2 separate regions of the Homo sapiens genome follow, and region 2 is linked to region 1. A link is an interaction called in ENCODE POLR2A ChIA-PET data of the cell type or tissue named here. Cell type or tissue: IMR-90. All regions are shown on one strand. Links, peaks and the distances in the headings refer to the core of each region. The heading gives the core; the rest is flanking DNA. Region 1 overlaps LOC105370767 (a long non-coding RNA gene). Region 2 has its middle 38 kb from the start of LINC02853.

Region 1 (12,387 bases), core at 1,713-9,712:
AAAGTGGGCAGCCTCTAGAAGCTGGAAACAGCAAGGAAAGGAACTCTGCCCTCGTGCCTCCTGAAACAAACATAGCTCTGCCAACATGTTGATTATAGCCCAGTGAGACCTGTATTGGATCTCTGACCCATAAAAATGTAAGATAATAAATTTTTGTTGTTTTAAGTCAACAAGTGTGAAGCAATTTGTTAAAGCAGCAATTGAAAACTTATACAACTAATAGACCATATCATATCTCTAATTAACAGTTTCTTAGAGATCCGCTATGTTGATTGCCATTATTCCTCCTTATTCTCTTACTACTCTTTTGCCTACCCTATTCTTCACACACATCCTGTAGCTCTATATTTCAACAATATTGTTGTCTGCTTAATAACACCAAGACTAAATTTTTTTAATCTGAACAATATAATGGTTTAATTCATAAAAACTCAATAGATAGACCAGGCATGATTTCCAAATGGTCACCATAAAGAGACCAAGGGAGAAGGTTGCTATCCTTGATCCAGTGTAATTGGTCTGCCTAGGTCTCACTTGCTCTACTAGGAAGACAACAGGTTTGGTAGCTCTGCTACTCAGAGACATTGTGGGGAGCTTTCATAAATAGTTTTCTGCCTGTGCTTCATTTCCCTGTTTAAAACTGTAAGTGAAACGAATAACTTTCATTCATCTCATCCCATCTCTCAAAGGTATTATATATCATTTAACAACTTGTAAGTATGCCACAGACAGGAATTGACAGGACAATGTCGATTTACAATAATAATATTAATAAACTTGTGAAACTGTATAGACTTAATAAACTTGTGAATCTGTGTAGATCTCAGGTTGATTCTTCCGCACTGCTGTTCTCTCTCTTCAGCTAGAATAAGCAGTCTGACATATAATGCCAAATTCATTTTCACCGAGGGCTCACTCTCCACAAGGACTTGGTCAGTTCAGAGTGACCAACTCAAAGACAGTGGGTCCCTGCCCTCCACTTTCATGCCTGTCTGCTCTGGGTGGCCAGGCTAGAACAGGATGAGCATTTCTACACATATAATGAAGGTATGGCCTTCATAGTGTTCCTCATCTTAGCCATCTGTGCCACATCCACTGCTGCATGTATTTGAGTATTCTCCCACATCATTCCCCATTACATGAAGCTGGCTTCACTCAGTGCTGTGCAGAAGATAGGTCGTTAGCCTCAGCTAAGTCCCCACTTCTCCAAAGCAGTGGAATTCCCAAATAACCTCACTTCATATGCTGCTTGTTCAACTCTCTTATCCTTCCACCATGTTATTTTGCTGTAAGATGCCTGACAATCCAAAGAAAAATAAAATAATTTTTATTGATGTATAACATACATCAGGCCCATATTCATGACATGTGGAATGAGCTAGTGGCTAACTTGCACTGCTTATACTAAACACTCTCTAAGGTAACATTTGAACTCTGGTCTTTTCCCAAGCGTTTGTCAAATAATAAATAAAATATAAATTCATGATATTACCAAATATTAACCCATAATTCTCCAGCTTCCAGGGGATCCCCAGGCTTCAATCACCTATTTCAGTACCAATTTCCAGACTATTCCCAAAATACAAAAACAGCAATACAAAAACACTATTCAAATATTTTAAGAAGTCACCTTAAGGAAAATAACAGGTTCCTGGCTCGTCCAGGAAAGATGGTACTTGACATTTGTTAGTTTTCTGGACTAAGCTTTGGTTTTAGGTTGGGGGATTCTAGGGAGGCCTAGACAATAGGTTCTAGAGCCTGGTTCTAGAGCCTCCAGTCTGCAGGTTCTCACAGATTGGTCAGGGAAAGCTCCAGAAGTTCCTTTCTTGTGGACTATCATCAAGGTCACCTAAATGAAAAGGGAGATATTTTTTCACAGATTGCGCAGGCTAATTCCACATAGAAGATGGAGACTCAGAGCACTGTTATGCTCATATAAGGTTAAAGGAAACAAGGAGAGTCATAGACTAGATTCTACTTACTGAATTGTTGCAAAGTTGAAATTCTGTGGCTCACGATGTCCCTCTTATTTATTTATTTATATTTTTTGAGACAGGGCCTCACTCTGTCACCCAGGCTGGAGTGCAGTGACACAATCATGGCTCACTGAAGCCTTGACCTCCCAGGCTCAAGCCATCCTCTTGCCTCAGCCCCCCAAGTAGTTGGGACCACAGGCACATGCCACCACGCCCATCTAATTTTTATTTCTTTTTTGTAGAGACAGAGTCTCACTATGTTGCCCTGGCTGGTTTCAAATTCCTGGGCTCAAGCAGGCCAGCCAGGATACCTCTTTTGATGCATGAATTAAAAACAAAAGCAAAACGTGTTCTCAATACCAATATCTTATAGAAAAATGTCATGAAAAAGATGCAAGCTGCCATGTTAATACAGAAAACTAAATCACCCTTACCCTCATGTAATGCTTGGCTGCCTAAATCCTAATTTTAAAAAACTGACTAAAATAACAGCAACATCAGTTACATGCTATGAAATGAACATTCTAGTCAATTCACAAATGTTAATGTGTACATTGGCAGTGATTTTGATTCACCCAAAGAACAGTTTCAAAGGAGCCTATGTCTCAAAGACTGAGTTTGACGTTCAATAAACTTTCCTATCTCAGTTTTCCTAACAATGAAAATCTAGGTTTAAATCATATAGAATTCCATAAAATGGCCTAGACTATTTTGGAGGCAGGTATGGTTAAAATGTATTATATTTGTGCTGAATTTATCAAACTCTCTTCAAATGTTCTTTTTCCTTGGTAGTGGGCTAATCCTATATTTCCCTCTACAATTAATGATAGTTTCGATTGCTAGTGTTACAGGATTTTTTTGGTGCCAGTTTGCCAGCAAGAAATCTTTGCGCCTGCCATATCCTCTGCCTAAGGCCTTGCTCGGGCCTGCTACGCTTGCTCTGCCCACTCGGCCCAGCAGGCTGCACTCAGCCCGTGTCCCAGCCCAGATCCCGCGGCAGAAAAGGGACTCTGCTTAGCCCACAGATGGACCAGGTGTGTCACGAGTAAATTTTGTGTTGGGCACCAGTGTCTAGACAAGGGGAACGTGGTGGCGCTTGAAACCTCAGAGATGGCGGCAACCGCAGAGCCCCAAGGGGTGTCACAGCTCTCACCCAGGGAGTGGTGAGGTCTCAGCCCCCAAGAAATGTTGCAGTTTTTGTAGTTCTGCAAGACAGCCAGGAGGGAATGGCGCCCAGTGGCTTCACTTCTTCACACCCACAGCTAGGCCAACAGGGGCGTGTTATAGCTTTCTTCGCTCCCACCGCCCGTACCGTGGTAAACTGGGGGCCTGTTACAGCTCCCTTCGCACCTGCTGCCCACAGCTCAGAAAAAGGGGGCGTGTTACAGCTCGTTTGTTCTCACCACCCACAGCTCAGCGAGTTCCAGGTTCTTGTACCACGACCAAGAGGAATAAAGTACATAGACACTGGAGAGTAAGGCAGAGAAGAATTTTACTGAGTGACAGAAGGAAAGCTCTCAATAGTGAGAGGGGACCCTGAAAGCGGGTTGCCCTCAGCTGTGAGAAGCGGCCTGAAGGCAGGTAGGCCTCTGTGAGGCTGAGTCCAGAGTTTCTGTTGGCTCAGAATGGGGGAGTGCGTGCTGATTGGTCCATGGGTAGGCTTTGGAAAAAGCACCATTCAATTGGTTAAAAGCCATCATCCAGAAGGAACCAACTGAGAGAGAGAGAGAGAGGGTAAGTCTCACTCCAGCTGTGGGCTCTATCCAGAACCACAGCTCAGTTTTCAGGCTTTAAACTATCTTTGGGTTGAAGGTTGGATTTCACTGGGGACCCATCCCTGTCTGCCTAGAGATATGTCTGCCTCTCGTAGCTAAAACTGGCACAGTCAAATTTAACCTGGTTTTAAAAAATTAATATATGCTCTGACATAAGACTAACCCTGAATATAAGATCATCCTTGATATTTCTGATAAAAATCCTGAAGTCATTTTTGGACAAATTGAATATATATAAAGATCTTAGGAGTGTAGATAAAATTGTCAAATGTCTACTTACAGTGTTTTGTTGATTTAGTTATACTTTCATATTAAAGTTGACTATATTAAATATATTACTGGGGAATATTGCTGTATCCACTCACATATTTTACAAAATAATTTCATTCATACTTTTCACATACGTGTTTAACATCATTATATTGATTTTCACCAAGGCCACTGAGTCATCTGACACAGCTTTCCAGGGTGCTCTCTCCATTCGCATCTGCCTGAGTTCTTTGAGATACTGCCCTATGTCAACCCACATATAATGCTGACACTTGCTATTTTATCTCAAGCACCGATTCACACAACGTTAAAGCTGATAATTTTTTTTTATGTAGTTGTATACTCTTGATTCTTGATTTCTACAACTGAAGTGCTGTGCTACGATTTTTGTGTTTTGTTTTTTTGAGTCTCGCTTTGTCACCCAGGCTGGAGTGCAGTGGCGTGTTCTCGGCTCACTGCAACCTCCGCCTCCTGGGTTCAAGCAATTCTCCTGCCTCAGTCTCCTGACTAGCTGGGATTACAGGCGTGCGCCACCACGCCTGGCTAATTTTTGTATTTTTAGTGGAGACAGGGTTTCACCATGTTGGTCAGGCTGGTCTGGATCTACTGACCTCGTGATCCACCTGCCTGGGCCTCCCAAAGTGCTGGGATTACAGGCGTGAGCCACCGCGCCCGGCCAGTGCTGTGTTTATTTAATGACATCAAACACTTGCAATTTTAAAGTCACGTTTCATGAAACCATTACTAAATCCGTGTTAAATTTCTTTGTCTCATTTTGGAACAATTGACTAAGGCACTCTCGGGCTAATGTGTCTTATGCTAATAACCATTCGTATAAAAAAAAATAACAGAAAACACCACAGAAGATGAGATACTTTGCAAGGAATTGATTATAAAGAGTGTGTGTGTGTGTGTGTGTGTGTGTGTGTGTTTAAAAATCTCACCCTTATCTGTGTATATAGTAACATCATTTTTTCAAAACTAAGTTATAGTTCTTTAGTATATTCAGTTTTTCTTATATCCTGCTTATTAGTATGGCATAAATAGCAAACCAGAATTTTTATCAGTGACTAAATACAGGTGAATAAAAAAAATACTGCATTCAGCTCTGGATTCAGCTTGTTAACCAGTGAAGAGGGCTAATGAAAACCACAGGTAATCCTCAAACCTCATTTCGGCCATTAGTTTCAATCTTGTCCCCTGCTCCTTCTTTTACCAGAATTGCTGACAAGGAGTAAAGTGGGGCTGACTAGGATTTCTCATCCCACACACCTCTGGCAGAGGTGCTAATGAACAGCAGAATGGCCACAAGGCAGCATACCCAACGTAGCGAAGAGGCAAGGGAGTGAGGTAATCCTCCAGCTGAATATAAACCACTGATAATGCCAGCTTAATCTCCACTTCTGTCACCTATCCAGAGGCAGCAGTCTTACCCTTTTACTCAAAAATACTAAATAATTAGAAAGACTTGGCATAAATGATACAATTCAGCCATTTTGTACTCAATAATAATTATTTACCTTAAAAGATTTCATTTAAAATGAGTGTTTTAACAGAACATATAGCAAGGTGCAGAGTGATTTCTCATTCATATTACCAATTAATAACAGAAGAATTCTCTGAAAACCGAAAACATTTTGTTCCTGCTAAAATCGTCTGTTGGTTTAACCAAGCTGGCACAGACTGAGCTCGCATTATGCTTATTAGAAGGATATGTTGCAGCCAAGCTGTGTTTATTAAATATATACAGTGCCTACATTACCGGGATTTATAACACACATCAACAGTTAAAAATTAAAGACTGTAACATATCCATTTATATTATAGTGCTTCAACAAAAGTCAGCATAATTGTGAAATTTATTAAGCATCTGCAAAAATATCGATGGACTATAAAGCTTGACTTTTCTTATTTCAGGATAAACCCAAGCTCCATAAAATTCCATTCGTTTTCCTATTTAAGTATTTTTAACCCCAAAGTTAAGTGTCCTCTGACAAAGTATCCAAGCCGTTACAAACCCTCATATGCCCTGAAATGTTTTCTTTCCATGACCGTAAGCTTGTTGAGAATATAGACAAAAATGCCAGGACCATGTAAGCCCCCAAAACAACATCATTCAGTGAGCTCATGGAAAATCAAAAGTGAAACTCATTAGAGACAGGCAAAGTATAAAAGAAACGAACCAAATTTAGCTTCATTACTCAAGCTGAGTGAAATGCAAAACACAAACAATGTAAGGAGGTACAGGTCCTTTGTATTTTAGCAATTCTTAAATTTTTTATGATTCTGGGTTTTTGTGGTTGCTTGGGAAAAATGTTTTAATGTAAGATTCATCTTGACAAGAAGGCCTATAACAATGGTACTGCTTAGAATAGCCCAATTAAAATGTTCACATTTGGTAACTTTGCATTATATAAAAAGTACACAATGGAATATGGATCATTATCACTTTTCTTTCCTGGAATCAAAATACTGAATGTTGCATGGCACCAAAATTGCCCCTCCCACCCCTGAAAAAGCCCCAAACCAAGTCTGAATATCAACCAAGTTAATTAAGTCCATATGGGGAGACAGGCGTCCTGGGGACTTTTTACTTCTTAAGAGAAAATACATTGATTGTAACCCACATATGTCAGCTTCTCTTATCTGTATCTTTGCCCAACTATTTTTAACTATATAATTATTTATTTTTATTGTCATCCCTCCCTCAAGATCGTACGTAGCATAAGTGTAAGGACTACATCTGGTTGTCATTTTTTAAAACTATTATAGGTCCAAATGCCTAGGGCAAAAATAAGGCAAAAAAATAGACTAGACATTGCTGAACTAGTTCTGGTTTATCTAAAAACTTGCATCAGTTCCTCACATCTCTTGGCCACTAAGGAACCAGCTGGTAGGCTGATTCTCAGCCTCCTCTTCCCCAGCAATGACATCACTTGTGAAATTCCATTTAGGCTCCAGCACTTCCTTCTCTTACCATATACCCCTGAATTCCTAGATTCTAGACTAAACCGAGAGGTTTTCAGCGTGAAAGTGAGACCTGATGAGTAGAAGGCTATTTAAAAGAGTCAGCATTTTCTCATGTAAGTCATGCAAAGTGTCAGATTTCAAGGATGGAGGTGGCTTCTGAGGTAGCTGCCCTCCTAAATTGGTCATTGGGCATCATTTTACCATGGCCACTGGTTTCCTACCATTAACCTTCCTGTTACCACATAAGAAATCATTGTGGGGTAAATCAATTTCACTGTCTCATTGCACAAATAAGTAACTCAAGTCAGTGAGAAATCTATAGGACTTTCTTCACAACACTAAAGACCACCCTTGACATTCATGACCCATGAGCATCTGGTTACCATTTAAATCACAGAGAACAACCCTAGAAAATCTGAGCCATTGCTCTTACTCCTGCATACAAATATCCTCCAACTCAGGGGTCCTCAACCTCCAGGCCATGGACCAGTATCAGTTGTGGGCTGTTAGTAACTGGGCTGCATGGCTGGAGGTGAACGGCAGGAAAGTAAGCCAAGTTTCATCTATATTTACAGCCACTCCCCATTGCTTGTATTACCACCTGAGCTCTGCCTCCTGTCAGATTAATGGCAGCATTAGATTGTCATAGGAACCCAAACCCTATTATGAACTGTGTTTGGGACCTAGGTTGTGCGCTCCTTATGAGAATCTAATTTGTGTCTGGAAGACAGTGATGATTTGTCACTGTCTCCCATCACCCCAAGATGGGACTGTCTAGCTGCAGGAAAACAAACTCAGGGCTCCCACTGATTCTACATTATGGTGAGTTGTATAATTATTTCATTGTATATTACAATGTAATAATGGAAATAAAATACATGATAAATGTAATGCATTTGAATCATCCTGAAACGATCCCCCCACACTGGTCTACAGAAAAATATTCTTGCACAAAACCGGTCCCTGGTGCCAAAAAGGTTGGGGACCGCTGTTCCAACTCAAGGAACCCACAAAACTTCATGGAGATGCCAAAGATACAGGGCAATAGTTAAAAAAAAAAAGTTATTTTGATCTGTTTTGAACAGAAAATTGTACTTAACAGGGGGTTATGATTGTGAAGAATGCTGTATGCCTGACAGCTCCTAGCATATTGTGGGAACGGAGTAAAGTCTTCAACCATGACTTCTGTTCCTTTGTAGTCCCCAGAACCTATCGCAAATCCAGACACAACTCTGATTGGTGATAAACAGGATTCCAAGAAAGAACAAAAGTTGAAATGAAATGTCTTTGGAAACTGCATCTAAATCTTTTCTCAATTTTCTGACTAAATTTGCATATTTTTATCAGATAGATGTGAATAATGCAACAAACATATTGTAATTATGATTTTTAAAAATGTCTTGTATGTCATCTTAAAACTCACAGAGTTCAAGGCTTACCAACCTAAAAATGTTGTCTGGGGAAAAAAAACTAAATGATATGGGTAAAAGTCCTCTCAAAATTTGATTTTGTTACCCTTTAAAACTCTCTCACATCCTCTTAAAAAATATTAACTAATACTTGAAACCACGGATGTGTGCTCTAACTGCCACCCTATAGGCTGCCTTCAAGTTAGATAGCATGCTTTAAGGATGATGCAACCATTGGATTTTGACTCCACTTAAGGGGTCAGTCTCAGACTGGAAACTGTTTTCCCTTTGGGAGAGAGGCTCCAACATGCCTCTTGCTTTGTACAGACTTCATTGTAATCTGCTTCAAGGAGCCACATCGTCTGGCAAAAGTTGAAGGAAATGTCTGTGTCTGACTTGACTTATTATCATCATGCCTCCGGTAGGAGTGTTAAAAAAGTACACTCCCTGAAATTTGGGTTGTGGTTATACTTGGGTCACTGCCTGCTGATAAAATGCCATCAGTGTTTGTTTCCTCCTTAGTTCTAACCTGAAAGGGTGTCATCTAAGATGGTTTGGGGTGGGGGTGGGGGTGAAATAACATACACGAAGGGAAAACTGCTGCATAAAACCAATTCTGGCCCTGCAGGAACACATTGAACTGAATATCAAATTACATGGTTGGAGGCACTGGGGACTAACCCTCTTTGAGGTCCTCAGCTTCCAATCAATTAGAATAAAAGGTGCCAAATTAACACAAGTCAGACCAAAGCAGATTGCAAGATAAGCATGGAAGTTTGGGGGGATATAAATAGGATGTATGTATATTGTTAATTTTAATGGTAAAAGAAGAGAGGGGAAAATAAACATTGATATCAAACGAAGCTTTTACCTTTGAGAGATACTTATTTGCCAGTTTGCCAAGATATTTGAAGAAGTATCTATATATTTGTTAAATAAAACATTCATAAATTTAAAACATGGGATTTCCTTGTTGTTTATTCAAAGGAATGGCTTGAATCTGCCAGGCCTGCCATAACAATACACCACAGACCAGGTGGCTTAAATTAAAGAAATTTATTTTCCCACAGTGCTGGAGGCTGGAAGTCTAAGATAAAGGTGTTAGCAGGTTTGGTTTCTTCTGTAGCTTCTCTCTTTGGCCTTGTCACTGTATCCTCACATCCCCTTTCTCTGTGTCCCTGGTGTCTCTTCTTCTTCTTATAAGGATTTAGTCATACTGAGTTAGGGCTGCATTTTAATGGCTTCATTTTAACTTAATCACCTCTAAAGATATTATCTTCAAGTGCATTGTGAGGTACTGGGAGTTGGACCTTCATCATATGAATTTGGGAATGGAGACACAATTTAGTCCATAACACTAATGATTGGGATAAAGTATAAATTCCAACTTTAAAGTGAGATCCTCTGCCATAGTTACCTAGGAAACTAAATGGATCCGTTTTTAACAGTCACTCAGCAAATACTTATTAAGCACTTACTGTTCAAAAGTCATCCCTTTGTGGTTCTATGCTAGATATAAAATGAGTAACAAACAGTCCCTGTCATCTAAGTGTAGCTAAGAGACACCTATCCAAACACATGTAATTCTTTGACTAGTTTAGTGGGCCTCTCTAGGTCATAAATGCTGCCCATTCATTAAGAAGAACGAAGAGCTTTTCCAAGTAAAAACTTTGTACTTTGTAATTAACAAAGGAAAAAACACTCTTTTAGGGAACTTTGCCTTATTTCACCATTTTGCTGAGATTTGAGCATTCATTTCTTCATGTATGTGTTCTTTCTGTTCAACATTCAGGACATAAATGCTATTTTCCAGACACTAGACTTCTTAATGATGCCAATGTCATATATAATAATCAGAAAATATCAAACCAGTTGTAAAAAAGATAATGTTGATAGTCACTGTTTTTATATGTCCTGGTAATGTTACTCATTTGTTACAATGGATGAACCAACAATGACACATCATCACACAAGTCCATAGTTTACATTATTAGGTTTCGCTCTTGATATTGTACAATGTATGTATTTTTGCAAATGTATAATGACAGGTATCCACCATTATAGTATCATACAAACTAATGTTATGTCCTAAAAATCCTCTATGCTCTGCTCATTCATTTTTCCATCCCCTCCTAAACTGTAGCAAACACTGATCCTTTCTTATTGTCTCCTCTCAGATTTACCTTTTCCCGAGTGTCATATAGTTGAAATTTTGCAGCACGTGGCCTTTTTAGATCGGCTTTTTTCACTGAGTAATGTGCATTTAAGGTTCTTCCATGTATCTTTATGGCTTGATAGATCATTTCTTTTTAGTGCTGAATAATATTCCACTCTGGATGTACCACAGTTCATTTATCCATTCACTTTCTGAAGAACATCTTGGTTGCTTCCAAATTTTAGCCAATACGAACAAAATTGCTATAAATGTTTGAGTGCAGATTTTTGTATGGACATGAGTATTCAACTCATTTGGGAACATTCCAAGGAGTGTGATTGCTGTATTGTATGGTAAGAGTATGTTTAATTTTATAAGAAACTGCTTAACTGCCTTTTAAGGTGGCTGTACATTTTGCATTCCCACCAGCATTGAAGAAGAGTTCCCATCACTCTACGTCCTCACCAACATTTGCTGTTGTTAGTGTGAACAACAATATTAGAATATATGGCCATTCTAATAAATGTGAATCTCATTGTTGAAATATCTCAACAATGTCCATTCTGATAAGTGGTATCTCATTGTGGTTTTAATTTGTAATTCCCCGATGATGTGTGAAGTTGAACACTTTTTCATATGCTTATTTGCCATTAATATACCTTCTTTGGTGAGTGTGATGGTTAATATTTAGTGTCAACTTCATTGGATTGAAGGATGCAAAGTATTGATCCTGGGTATGTCTGTGAGGGTGTTGCCAAAGGAGATTAATATTTGAGTCAGTGGGCGAATAAAGGCAGACCCACCCTTAATCTGGGTGGGTACCATCTAATCAGCTGCTAGCATGGCTAGAATATAAAGCAGGCAGAAAAACATGAAAAGCCTAGACTGGCCTAGCCTGCCAGCCTACCTCTTTCTCCCCTGCTGGGTGCTTCCTGCCCTCAAACATCAGACTCCAAATTCTTCAGTTTGGGAACTTGAACTGGCTGTCCTTGCTCCTCAGCTTGCAGACGGCCTATTGTGGGACCTTGTGATCCTATGAGTTAATACTCAGACAGGTGACTGTCTGTTAAGGTCTTTGGCTTTTTTGTTTTTTTTGAGACAGAGTTTCGCTCTGTCCCCCAGGCTGGAGTGCAGTGGCATGATCTTGGCTCACTGCAACTTCCACCTCCCAGGTTCAAGTGATTCTCCTGCCTCAGCCTCCCTAGTAACTGGGACTACAGGCACGTACTGCCACAGCTGGGTAATTTTTTATATTTTTAGTAGGGACAGGGTTTTGCCATGTTAGCCAGGCTGGTCTCAAACTCCTGACTTCAGGTGATCTGCCCACCTTGGCCTCCCAAAGTGCTGGGATTACAGGTGTGAGCCACCGCACCCAGGCTTTGGCCCATTTTTAAAATCAGGTTGTTTACTTGTTGTTGAGTTTTGAGAGTTCTTTGTATATTTTGTATAAGAGTCCTTTATCAAATGTGTGTTTTGCAAATAATGTTTCCCAGTCTGTGGCTTTTCTTCTTAATCCTCTTGATACTGTCTTTCACAGAACAGATTTTTTTTTATTTTAATGAGTCCAGCTTATCAATTATTACTTTCATAGATCATCCTTTTGGTGATCTATCTAAAAAGTCATCAGTATACCCAAAGTTATCTAGGTTTTTTCTTCTGAGTTGTCTTCTAGGAGTTTTATAGTTTTGCATTTTACATTTATATCCATGATCCATTCTGAGTTAATTTTTGTGGGATATAACGTCTTTGTCTAGAATTATTTATTTATTTATTTATTTATTTATTTATTTATTTATTTATTTTTGCATGTGAAAGTCCTGTTGTTCCAGCAC
Region 2 (12,387 bases), core at 2,877-10,876, 320 kb before region 1:
TTTCTACCATGTCCTAAAAAACCAAGTCGAACGGAGGACAGAGCAATAAACACAATAGACATGATCATTGTCTTCATTGTGTTAAAGGGTGAACTTTCCAGTCTCTGAATCTGAGATTTCTAAACTTTCCTCTGCAGCACTATTTTTTAATATTGAATTACTCTTTATACGTCCCTTGACTATTTTCATATTTCACATTCTTGTGCCCAGTGCTTTCTTAAAATGATGATATGCTCTCATACTTTGTACTTAAAGTAATTTTTATCATATCTAGTTTTTACTGTTGTATATGCTCAATTTTTCTTCTCTCATCCCCAAGAAGCATTTTCTGGCTATAAGAAAGATAAAATGTCTATTCCTCAGCAGGTACTCAATACATATTACTTTCACCACCCCACCTGTAATATAAAATACTGATCTCTTCACTCCTCATGTGCTTTACAGAATTCAATGAAGAACCATTAAAGGGCGTTGGGAACAGAGTTTATAGTCACATGCAATCAATATTCTTTATCTTTGCTGTCAGTACTAAGTTGTGGTAGGCACTGGCCAGATAGATCTGGAATGACCAGATACAGAAGTCGTTTGATTAGGGGAACCTCGCAAATGGTGTTTATCTTGTGGCAGGTACTCAAGAAGAAAAGGAGTACGGACATGTAAGAGTGGACAGGGCCAGTAGCTGCAGCTGAGTACTGAGTCCAGCTTTCAGTGGCACTGAAATGGGCCAGCAGAAAGCACAGGCCACATCAGGTTCCAAAGCAAATGAGGGAAAACAAAACACATGAATTGGTACAAACCAATAAGTTGGTATAAGACCCAGGGCCTGAAGGAGCAGTCAAAGAAAAGATAAGTTCTCCCAATGTAGGTTGATAGGATATCCTGTGTTGCAGAGATAGTGGAGAATGGGGAAGGAGGGGCAGTCAAATGTAGCACCCTTCAAAAAATAGATTCTGAGCAGTAGGACCATAAGTTATGGCTGAAGCTCAATAAACACTTCTTCCTTTTAAATAAATTATACAGGCTGCTAAGTGTTATCTGAGGATAGAGAGATGTGCCTCACTGCCTTTCTCAAAGCTGGGTAAGGGCTCTTGCATGAGATGTGTGAGGTGACCACCACTTGAGCCTTACATGTACAAGGTTCTTATTGGCTTGAGCCTTGGCCTCTCCATCAACCTCCAAGGCAGGTGCATGGAAATGAGGAGACTTGATATGAACATATTCCAGCCTCATTAACCTTCTGCAATTTGCTTGACCTACAATCTATTTTCAGCTATTGTGTTGTGGGGAGATTGCTTTCTGGAACCTTTATTGCAAAATTTGTGCAACAAAATGTCGGGTATTTATTTAGAATCAATAAAACTGATTATGTACCAGGTAAAGTATGAAATAGATACAGCCTTCTTTGAAAGGACAATTATGTCACCTGCACTCCTGTGATTGTAGCCACTGACTGAACAATGGGACCACTGGCTGGTTCAACCAATTAGTGCTCAGAAATGCCCTGCTCTTGCTCTGCTCACATACAGAGCCATGCATTTTCTCCAGCTCTCCAGCTTCTCTAATGAGGCTGTAAAAGAAGTTTATGTGGCACTTCATAAGCTGCATAGGGCAACTGAAAGAAATAATTATCCACTCATAATGAAATGATGATATTATGCCCATCCCCAAAATGTCCATGAGCAGGATACAATGTACAAGAGCAGATCATTTGCAACAGGCTGGACAAAAAGTTGAGGATGGGTCATTTTGGAAGAAGGCAACTTTTTTTTTTTTGTCTTAAAGTGTAAGCAATAGAAGTGACTTTCCTGCTGAAAGAGAATATGGCAAGTTTAATATGTGTGGAAGAAGCAAGGCAGGATCTGGCTCAAAGTTCCCCAGATAATCAAAATAATTCTTCATGGCCTAGATCAGTAGTTTTCAAAGGTATGCTCAAAAATTACCCAGAGAGCCTGTAAAAATGAGGAGTTCTTGGCTCCATCTTCAAAGGTTCTGAATCAGTTGATGTGGACTTTGACTCAGGTATCTGCATTTTTTAAGAAGCACGTCAATTGCTGTTTTAAGATAGGTAGTTTGCAAATCATGTGAAAAACATGATCCTAGAGTTGTGGTGGAGTAGACCTTAACTTCCACCCATGAGCAATGTGGTGTGTACTCCTTAGTGGTTTGAAGAAATCTCCTAAAAGGCTCATTTATAACTACTGGGATAGAAATCTCTAGACCTCTCTTAGGAAAGAAGCCATACAGATCTTCCCAATGAGTCAACTGTTAAATTTCTTATTGAAAATGCAGAATGAGGCTTCGAGTGATAGCAAATCTGGTTTAGGAAGGAAAAGATATATCGTCTTCCCCTTACAATACTAGAAACTTCAACGAGTAGAATAAAAAGACCAAGTAGACTATCAGGGATTTTACTGTGAGAAGAGAAGAGATACCTAAAAGTAGAACAAGCTATTTATTTGAATTTTCCTATACCCTTTAAATATCAGCTTTTTCAATGTTACTTTTCAGAGACTATAACCTTTTAAGAAGTGAAAAGTCACCAAAATCCTATACATTATATTGAAGCAGTTTGTCAAAATGTCACCCAGCAGTTGATGCCAATTGCTAACAAGATATTGTGTTTCCTTATTTAATTGGCCGGGTTACCTAATTATGGCTGCCTTTGGATATCTATTAATGGTATCCTTCAAAGGAATAGAAAGCAGCATTTGAGGCAATTTTATATAAATATATGAAAAGGGAGTTAAAGTAAGGGGATATTCCCCAATGAGAATTATTCTTAGATAATAAAATTTACCTGTTTGCATGGGTCCTTAATTTGTAGAAACACCTCCATAACATATCCAAAACAAACCTGGATAACTGCCAATTACCCATGCTGTTATACTGTCCAGAAGTTATCTTGGCATACAGCTCAGTAGAAAATAGGAAGTACCCTGGAAATTACTCATAAAATGTGAATAGCACATGTCAGAGTCGGTGAGCTTTGGATGGACTATAAAGGGTTTTCATTATTTAGGTCTATGAAAGCAAAGGAAACAGAAATATATCCAATAATGTAAGGCAGCGGAACCAGGAAATTTATAAGGCTTAATCTGTGGATTTAATTTAAAATATTGGGCCCTGTTCAAACTGTGACATTAAAAACATTATCCCTGGCTGTGGTAGTGATCACTCAGAGGTCAGGAAAAATAGGATGTCAAACATCCCAAGGTTTTTAGACAAAGGACATTTAATGAATCACTTTCCTTCCAGCTTTCCTTTCTTTCCTCTCATGTGGACATGAAAGACAAAATCTTAACACATTCTGTAATCAATGGAGAGGCTTCCCAGTGCCACTTACCTTAAATACTATATTAATCTTATTTATTACCCCTAGGCTGAAGCTATAGTTAATTAAGTGGGCCTAGGCCAATCCAGTTTAAGAATGCTATCTCTAAAAATTTCCAAATCACAGATAATTAGACAGGATAACGCCAAAACTCACTGCCCTCGATGCTATCACCAAAGTATTGCTCAGCTTTGGGAGAGACAGATAATATCAGAGGGTAGAATAATATTGGGTTCCCTACAGTATTCATTAAGTTTGGAGAAAAAACAGAACTGTCTCAATCTAGAGTTCCTGGAGAGGAAGTCTGGACATGCTTAGCCTGGCTAAGTCCCAGTGACTGTCAGGGCATTCACACCCAGGGCTTGTGGGTGCAGCTGTGCAGTGTGCACTGCTCAACTCCAGAAGCTAAGATGCATATGTGCTGCCACATGAATGGTGCCCTATTGAGCAGAGCAATCCCAGAAACCCAGTTTATTTCACTTCTGAAATATTTGTGGAGCTGAACGCAGAGAGAAAATTAAATGAGGCGAACAAAGCCAGTTAAAATTGTTTAGGGTGTTAAATTAACTATTCTGTAATGAAAATAGCACCTGCCTGGGCATGTCCTGAGAGAGCACAGGCATGACACTGAGGCCTGACACCACTGTACAGCCTAAAATGTCTTCTCTCATCTGGAAGGCATCAGAGACTCTTAAGAGCTCACACTGACTTTTGCCTAAAACTACCTGAAAATGCTAATTGCTACATTGGAGATAGACATTTCACTTAAACTTCTCACTCTTTTCTTATTTTCCCCCATGAGAATGGCTGCATTAAGGGTTCATTGTAAGGAAGAGAGAAACATTATGTAGTTATGCATTTATTTATAAAATAATTCATTAAACCTGAAGTGGTTTAGTGATACTATTATAATGGGATGATCATATATATAATTTTGGTTCTAAAAATGGCGATTTTATTCAACCTAGTTCTTTGAACTTGGCCTGGGTGGAAATGACAATTCTAATTAAAATATGTAGTAAGATTCTGTATGGAATTGCTTCCTTTCTGAGTATGTTGAAAAGTTTATGTGGTGCATTTGATCACTTTCAAATATCTAAATTAATCATAAGAGCAGCTTAAGGAGTAGCTATTAGGGAGAAAGTGTAATATGATAAGATGAAGAATAACAATACAGTTAATCCGGCTAGCCACTAGAATTCCAGCCTCCTGAGGACCCCGGAGGTGTGAATGAAACGAATGCTATGATCATATATATAATTTTGGTTCTAAAAATGCTGACTTTATTCAACCTGGTTCTTTGAATTTGGCCTGGGTGCAAAATGACAATTCTGGGTGTGGGGTCATGTTATGAGCTGAATTGTTCCAACCTCCCACATTAATATGTTGAATCCCTAACCCAGAATGTAACTATATTTGAAGATAGGGCCTTTAAGGAGGTAGTTAAGATTAAATGAGGATATAAAAGCAGGGCCTCAATTCAGTAGTGCTGTTGTCCCTAGAAGAAGATAAACAAATACCCAGCATGTAGGCAAACAGAGGAAAGGCCATGAGAGCACACAGTGAGAAGATGGCCATCTGCAAGTCGAGAAGAGAGGCCTCAAGAGAAACCAAACCTGCCAATACTTTCATCTTAGACTTCTAGCATCAGAACTGTAAGAAAATAAACTTCTGTTATATAAGCCACCCAGTCTGTGGTATTTGTAATGGCAACTCTAGCAGGCTAGGACAAGAGGGGTCCCATGGATAACTCCCATGCACTCACAAATGACCATGTTTTCCTCCTTTAGCCTATACATGATTCTTTATTGTCATAGTCCCAAGGTATGGCTAGTATGCATTTGTGTGGACATTTTATAGCAGCTACTACTCCTGTCTTGTCCTCTGGTGTCCCCACATTGTCTATTTGAATCCCAAACTTTGGAGGCTACTGTGATGACCTGGGCTGTTTCTTTAGCGGTCACTCAGCTGATATGAAAAAAAAAAAAATCTTCTAACTTGTGGGCTACACTTTGTACCAGCCTACAGTGAGGCTTCCTAGTGCTCTCAATTTATTTGTTTGAGATACTCTGAAGATAGCAGTTTTTATTTGTATTTTTTTATTATACCCCACCTTTCCCTTGAAGTATGCTTCCAAAATCTGAATAAAACTGGAATTTTCCAACTGAAGATCCATCTTAGCTTAGTGTTGCAACTAAGCAAAATACCAATCCAAAGTGTAGAAAAATATTGTAAGTCTTATTGAAATTTCCTGATAAAGAAATGAAAACAAAGGAAAATTGCATCACAAAATGTACAAAAAAACTTCATAAGAATCTATTTTATTCACCTGTGTCCCAGAGTTCAATATAGTGTGACAAGTGCCCTGTCCAGAAAAGAGTTAACATAGCAGGCCTGAGACTGCTATCCTTATAAAGGCCTGCATGCAAGGTTGACTGATATCTGTAACCTTGGATTTCAACAGAGTTCTCACCACCGTAATTGATAAGAATTGCTAACTGTGCCTAAACTGTTTGCATAAACCATGAGGTTTACATTGAACACCTGCTTTCCCTCTGGGAGTCTAGAATTTTGTTATGTGCCAGGAAGAGGGTGCCTATGTAACAAGCTACCAGTAAAATCCCTGGACACTGAATGAGCTTCCCTGGTAAATAACATATTGCACATATTATCACAATTTGTTGCTGGAGGACTTGAGTGCAATCTATGTGACTCCACTCAGAGAAAACTCCTGAAAGCTTATACCTGGTTTCCTCCAGACTTGTCCCCATGCACCTTTATTTTTTGCTGATTTTGCTTTGTATCTATTAACCACAAAAAATCATAGCTGTGAGCACAACTGTTTGCTGAGTCTTATGAATCCTCCTAGTAAATCATGGAACCTAGGTGTGGTCTTGGGGATCCCTGGCACATGTTCTAATCACTCTTTTCTCATTTTCCTGTTAAAATTCTAGCTATGCCTTTCCAATTCTACAGGACTTAGAAAATATAAATCAATTATATGAAAATATAAATAGAAAATAGAAAATATGAATCAATTTATATTTGAGATTAGCAAAAATGATAGGGGTATTGAACTCCAAACTATTTTCTTTCACAAAGCAATGACTAAGCTAGCAAAAACTGTCAACATCAATTTTTTTAGGTCTCTGGAATTCAATCAAAAAGTTACCACAACCAGAGAAATGCCTAATAAATAAATAACAGTTTGATTTCAGTAAAAGAGCTCTGTTTTATTTTACTAGGCTTGCTACCATCCTGTACTTCCTAGCTCTGCCTTGAAGATGGCAGATTGCATTGCTACTATAGGTTGCTGATACCAGGAAGTGCAATATGGGATAAACTGAGGGAAATCCATATTGAGCCAAATTTTCAAAAGCCAAAAAAAAAAAAAAAAACTCTTGAAAGCAGAAACAGGAAAAAACAATTTGTCATGTACAAGGACACCACAATAAGATTAACAGCCAATTTCTCATCAGGAAATATGAAAGCTAGAAAGCAGTGGGAGGCTATATTAAAATGTAAACCAAGACTCCTATATCTAGGAAAATTACCCCTCAAAAATGAAAGAGATTAAGACATTCCCAGGTAACAAAAGCTGAAGGAGTTCATTGCTATTAGTCCTTGCTAATGAGAAATGCTAAAGGAAGTTCCTCAGACTGAAATGAAAGGACACTAGACAGTGGCCCAATATCATATGAAGAAGTAAATAACAACAGTAAAAGTATACATAGGTAAATATAAAAGCCATTATTATTATATTTTGGATTTGTAATACCTCTTTTTATTTCTATGTGACTTAAAAGATAAATGAATAAAACAATAATTATGAAGCTACATTAATGGGTTCATAGTGTGTAAAAATGTAATTTATTATGGTAACAACATGAGGGTAGAGCACAGATATGTTGGAGTAAAGTTTCTCTATACAGGCATATCTCAAATATACTGCAGGTTTGGTTTCAGACCACTGCAGTGAAGCAAGTATAATAAAGTGAGTTGCGCAAATTTTTTGGTTTTCTGGTGCACGTGAAATTATGCTTACACTCTACTATAGTCAATCAAGTGTACAATAGAAGTATATCTACAAAACAATATGTATACTTAATTTTAAAATACTTTATTGTTAAAAAATGCTAGCAATCAGCTGAGATTTCAGCTAGTTATAATTTTTTGCTGGTTGAGGGTCTTGCCTCAATGTTGATGGCTGCTGACTAATCACTAACCAGGATGGTGGTTGCTGAAGGTTGGGGTGGCCGTGGCAATTTCTTAAAATAAGACAATGATGTTGCTGCATCAGTTGACTCTTCCTTTCATGGAAGATTTCATGAGATGCTGTTTGATAGCATTTTAGCCATAGTAGAACTTTTTTCAAAATCAGAGCCGATCCTCTCAAACCCTGCCACTGCTTTATCAACTAAGTTTATGTAATGTTGTAAATACTTCATTGTCATTTCAATAATGACAACAAAGAATTCATACCATCTTCACTAGGAATAGATTCCACTGAAGAAATTACTTTCTTTGTTCATCCATAAGAAGCAATTCCTGATCCATTCAACTTTTATTATAAGATTGTAGCAGTTCTGTTAAATCCTCAGGCTCTATTTTAATTCTAGTTCTCCTGCTATTTCTATCATCTTCGATTACTTCCTCCACTGAATTCTTGAAGTCCTCAAAGTCATCCATGAAGGTTGTAATCAACTTCTCCTAAACTCCTGTCAATGTTGATATTTTGACCTCCCCCTGTAAATCATAATTTTTTTTTTTTTGAGATGGAGTTTCACTCTTGTCACCCAAGCTGGAGTGCAATGGTGCAATCTTGGCTCACTGCAACCTCCACCTCCCAGGTTCAAGCAATTCTCCTGCCTCAGCCTCCTGAGTAGCTGGGAATTACAGGTGCCTGCCACCACACCTAGCTAATTTTTGTATTTTTAGTAGAGATGGGGTTTCACCATATTGGCTAGGCTGGTCTCGAACTCCTGACCTCAGGTGATCTACCTGCCTTGGCCTCTCAAAGCGCTGGGACTACAGGCATGAGCCTCTGTGCCTAGCCAATTATAACTTTCTTAATGACATCTAGAATGGTGAATCCTTTCCAGAAGGTTTTCAGTTTACTTTGCCCATTTCCATCAGAAAAATCACTATGAATGGCAGCTACAGGCTTATTAAATGTATTTCTTAAATAATAAGACTTCAAAGTAGAAATTACTGCTTTATCCATGGGCTGCAGAATGGATATTGTGTTAGCCAGCATGAAAACAACATTAATCTTCTTGTACATCTCCATCAGAGCTCTTGGGTGACCAGGTGCATTGTCAGTAAACGGTAATATTTTGAAAGGAATCTCTTTTTCTAAACAGTAGGTCTCAGCAGTGGGCTTATAATATTCAGTAAACCATGCTGTAAACAGATGTGCTGTCATCCATGCTTTGTTGTTTCATTTAGGGAGCACAGGCAACATAGATTTTGCATAATTCTTAAGGGCCCTAGGATTTTCAGAATGGTAAACAACATTGGCTTTAACTTAAAGTCACCAGCTGCATTAGTCCCTAATAAGAGAGTCAGCCTGTCCTTTGAATCTTTGAAGCCAGGCATTGACTTCCCCTTGCTAGCTATGAAAGCTTGAGATGACGTCTTCTTCCAATAGAAGGCTGTTTCACCTACACTGAAAATATGTTGTCTAATGTAGCCACTTTCATTAATTATCTTAGCTGGATCTTCCAGATAATTTGCTGTAGCTTCTACATCAGCACTTGCTGCATCCATCTTGCACTTCTGTGTTACAGAGATGGCTTTTTGCCCTAAACCTCATAAACCAACCTTTTCTAACTTCAAACTTTTCCTCTGAAACTTCCCTCTCTCAGCCTCCATAGACTTGAAAAGAGGCCTTGCTGTGGATTAGGCTTTGGCTGAATGGAATATTGTGGCTAGTTTGATCTTCTATCCAGAATACTAAAATTTTCTCCAATACAAGCAATAAGGCTATGTACTTTCTTATTTGTGTATTTACTAGACTAACACTTTTAATTTCCTTCAAGAACTTTTTCTTTGCCTTCAAAACCTGGCTAACTATTTGGCACAAGAAGCCTATCTCAGCTTTCAACATATTTTCCTCACTAAGCCTAATCATTTCTAGGTTTTTGATTTAAAGTGAGAGACATGTGACTCTTCTTTTCATTTGAATACTGAGAGGCTATTGTAGGCTTATTAATTAGCCTAACTTTAATACTGTTCTGTCTTAGCAAATAGGGATGCCTAAGGAGAGGGAGAGAGATGGGGACATTGGCCAGTCAGTGGAGCAGTCAGAACATACACAACATTTATTAAGTTTGCTGTTTTATTTGAGCATGTTTTGTACACCCCAAAACAATTACAATAGTAATATCAATGATCACTGATCACATACCACCATAACAGATATGATAATAATCAAAAAGTTTGAAATATTGTGAGAATTATCAAAATGTGACTCAAACATGAAGTGAGTACATGCTGTTGGAAAATGGCACCAATATATTGCTGGAATTAAGTATTACTTTTCCATTGCACTGTACATAATCTTCATGAACGTCTCTGTTTTGTTTAGTGCTATATCCTCAGTACATGGAGCAGTGTCTGACATAGAGGAAACATTTATAAATTGCGGTCTGACTGATTAAATGAATACATGAATGAATAATTCACTTTCTGGTGAGAGCACACCAGACCTGTTCGTCCACTCATCAGAGTTGATGACAGTACCTCTTAAAATGGGGATTGAGAACCTAGAGACCTAATAGTAACATTCATGAGGAGACCTAGTAGGTTCTGTAGTGAATTAGAGAGAGCATGTATCATCTTGAGGAAACAACTATTCTCCAGCTCAGGATAACTATTACTTTCTGTGTTGAGGGTATGGAGGGTATGGTGTTATCAGATCTTCTGAATTATCAGTCAGATTAGAGAATTGTTTTTATCAGGTCTAGACAGGCCATCAAAATGCACATTTTTGGCCATTATTTGAAGGACAGTATTCCCATAACAGATCTAAAAGTGATTCAATAGTGTTAAGAGTATGCTGAGATAATCTGAAATAAAAATCATATTTCAATATAATATTCCAGTAATTATTTTCCAGAATAGAGACCAGATTTCATCCAATACATCATAAACTTCCACTATTAGATTAAAACCTAAACTGGCTTCTGGCTTCCAAGGCTTAGACTTAGACATTTTCTTAGAAAATTCTTAAATTACATAAGATTCCTGTGCCTAGTTCTGACTTAGCCTGAGGCTCCATGAGGCCCACTGTACTCATATTCAGGTTTGTCAGTGCACCTAAAGTAAGATACAATCAAAGATGATTTGCATAAGCCAAGCCATTTACAGACTGATTTTTAAGTTAAAATTAAAGCCTTTTTTTTTTTTTTTTTGAGATAGAGTCTCGCTCTGTTGCCCAGGCTGGAGCGCAGTGGCGTGATCTTGGCTCACTGCAAACTCTGCCTCCTGGGTTCAAACGATTGTCCTGCCTCAGCCTCCCAAGTAGTTGAGACTACAGGCGTGCACCACCATACCTGGCTAATTTTTGTATTTTTGGTAAAGACAGGGTGCCACCATGTTGGCCAGGTTGGTCTCGAACCCCTGACCTCAGATGATCCGCCTGCCTCTGCCTCCCGAAGTACTAGAATTACAAGCGTGAGCCACTGTGCCCCACCAAAGCCTTTAATAATGAGGAAGACAAACACATACACATGCACATTATGCACACACACACACACACACACACACACACAACTATTAACCAGAATGTTCTTTTTATCCCCCATTTCAGGATCATATATCAGAAGAAGCTAAAAACAATCAATAAGTGATTACAGTGTGTATCAGTCAGGGTCCCAGGAAGAGGGAGATGGCACATAGAAAGTAGAAATCAAAGAGCATGGTGGTTATAAGTCTGTTTAGACAGTTAGGATCAGGATTTAGGGATGATGATGGAATAAAGAAGCATCCAAGAAATTTCAGCACAATAGCATAAAGGCAAGTATTCCCAGTGCTTGGCCTGAAAGGCCAAGGGGAGAGAACTGTTGACTGGAACCTGATGAGAGCTGTAGTCCTAGAAAAGAGGCCACCTGACAGCAGCTGCAGTTGTAGGTAGAGGAAATCAGCCTGACTTCTCCTTCTGCCCTCCAACCTTCTGCTAAGGCATTCCAACCTCTACCACACTGGCCAAGAGCAAGTAAAAGCTTTAGTTAAGGGAGCGCTAACATATAGTCTGAGGAGGGCAGCCTCCTAGGGCACAGAGCAAGGCAGAGAAGGGTGGAGAGTAGCTCTGGACGGGCGAATAGAAACTATTTAGCCCATAGAGTCAGAGCCCGTGGAAATCCTAAGCAATGTTTTATCAATGCTATGGAAGAATGAAGAGATGATTCCTTCCTCAGAAGGCTCCTATCCTCCTAAATTCAGAATCCCTCTCCCTTTGACAGTGCTGACAAAAGTTCATATTCTCCAACTCGTCTTTTTATTTATTATTCTTATTGTTATTATTTGAGATAGGGTCTCACTCTCTCACCCAGGTTAGAGTGCAGTGGCATAATTATAGCATGCTGCAGCCTCAAACTCCTGGGCTCAAGGGATCCTTCTGTCTCTGCCTCCTGTGTAAGCTAGGACTACAGGCACATGCTGCTACTATGCCCAACTATTTTTTTTTTTTATTTTTTGTAGAGATGGGGTCTTGGTGTATTGCTTTGGCTTGAGGCCAGGTCTTGAACTCCTGGCCTCAAACAATTCGCCCACTTTGACCTCCCAAACTCCTGGGATTACAGGGATGAGCCACTATGCCTAGCCTAACTCATCCTTTATGACTTGGTACAAGCCAACTCATTTCTGCTAACAGAATGTGTTTCTTTAGACACATTTTTACCTGAGTGACTCCTTACTGGTTTCCAAAGTCATTCTATTTCTGAGCTAAAGTTGAGATTGGACTCTCCATTATCTCGATCAGGCTTGGGCATTCTTAAGGTTTCTCAGTCACATATCACAGTTCTGAGGTGATTGTCTGCAGAGAGCTGCCATAA

What was found. ChIA-PET counts read pairs that join two places held together with the same protein. Peaks named below come from ENCODE experiments on the same cell type or tissue, not always from the same donor. Only the 100,000 strongest peaks of a DNase experiment are listed, where the experiment ranks them.
Region 2: POLR2A ChIA-PET joins it to region 1 with 16 read pairs; 2 of 35 experiments call an interaction of 5 or more read pairs at or near these places.

Annotation. Positions count from the first base shown.
Region 1 is chr15:36,325,504-36,337,890 of GRCh38, forward strand. The region is part of intron 1 of LOC105370767 (a long non-coding RNA gene); the gene reads right to left. Among named protein-coding and RNA genes, the nearest start is that of CDIN1, 250 kb to the right of the region's middle. In IMR-90, for the core only: no CTCF peak of the experiment used is centred there; a DNase peak (open chromatin) is centred at 8,628; H3K4me3 peaks cover 258 bases; H3K27ac peaks cover 134 bases.
Region 2 is chr15:36,002,114-36,014,500 of GRCh38, forward strand. No RefSeq gene overlaps it. Among named protein-coding and RNA genes, the nearest start is that of LINC02853, 38 kb to the right of the region's middle. In IMR-90, for the core only: no CTCF peak of the experiment used is centred there; no DNase peak of the experiment used is centred there.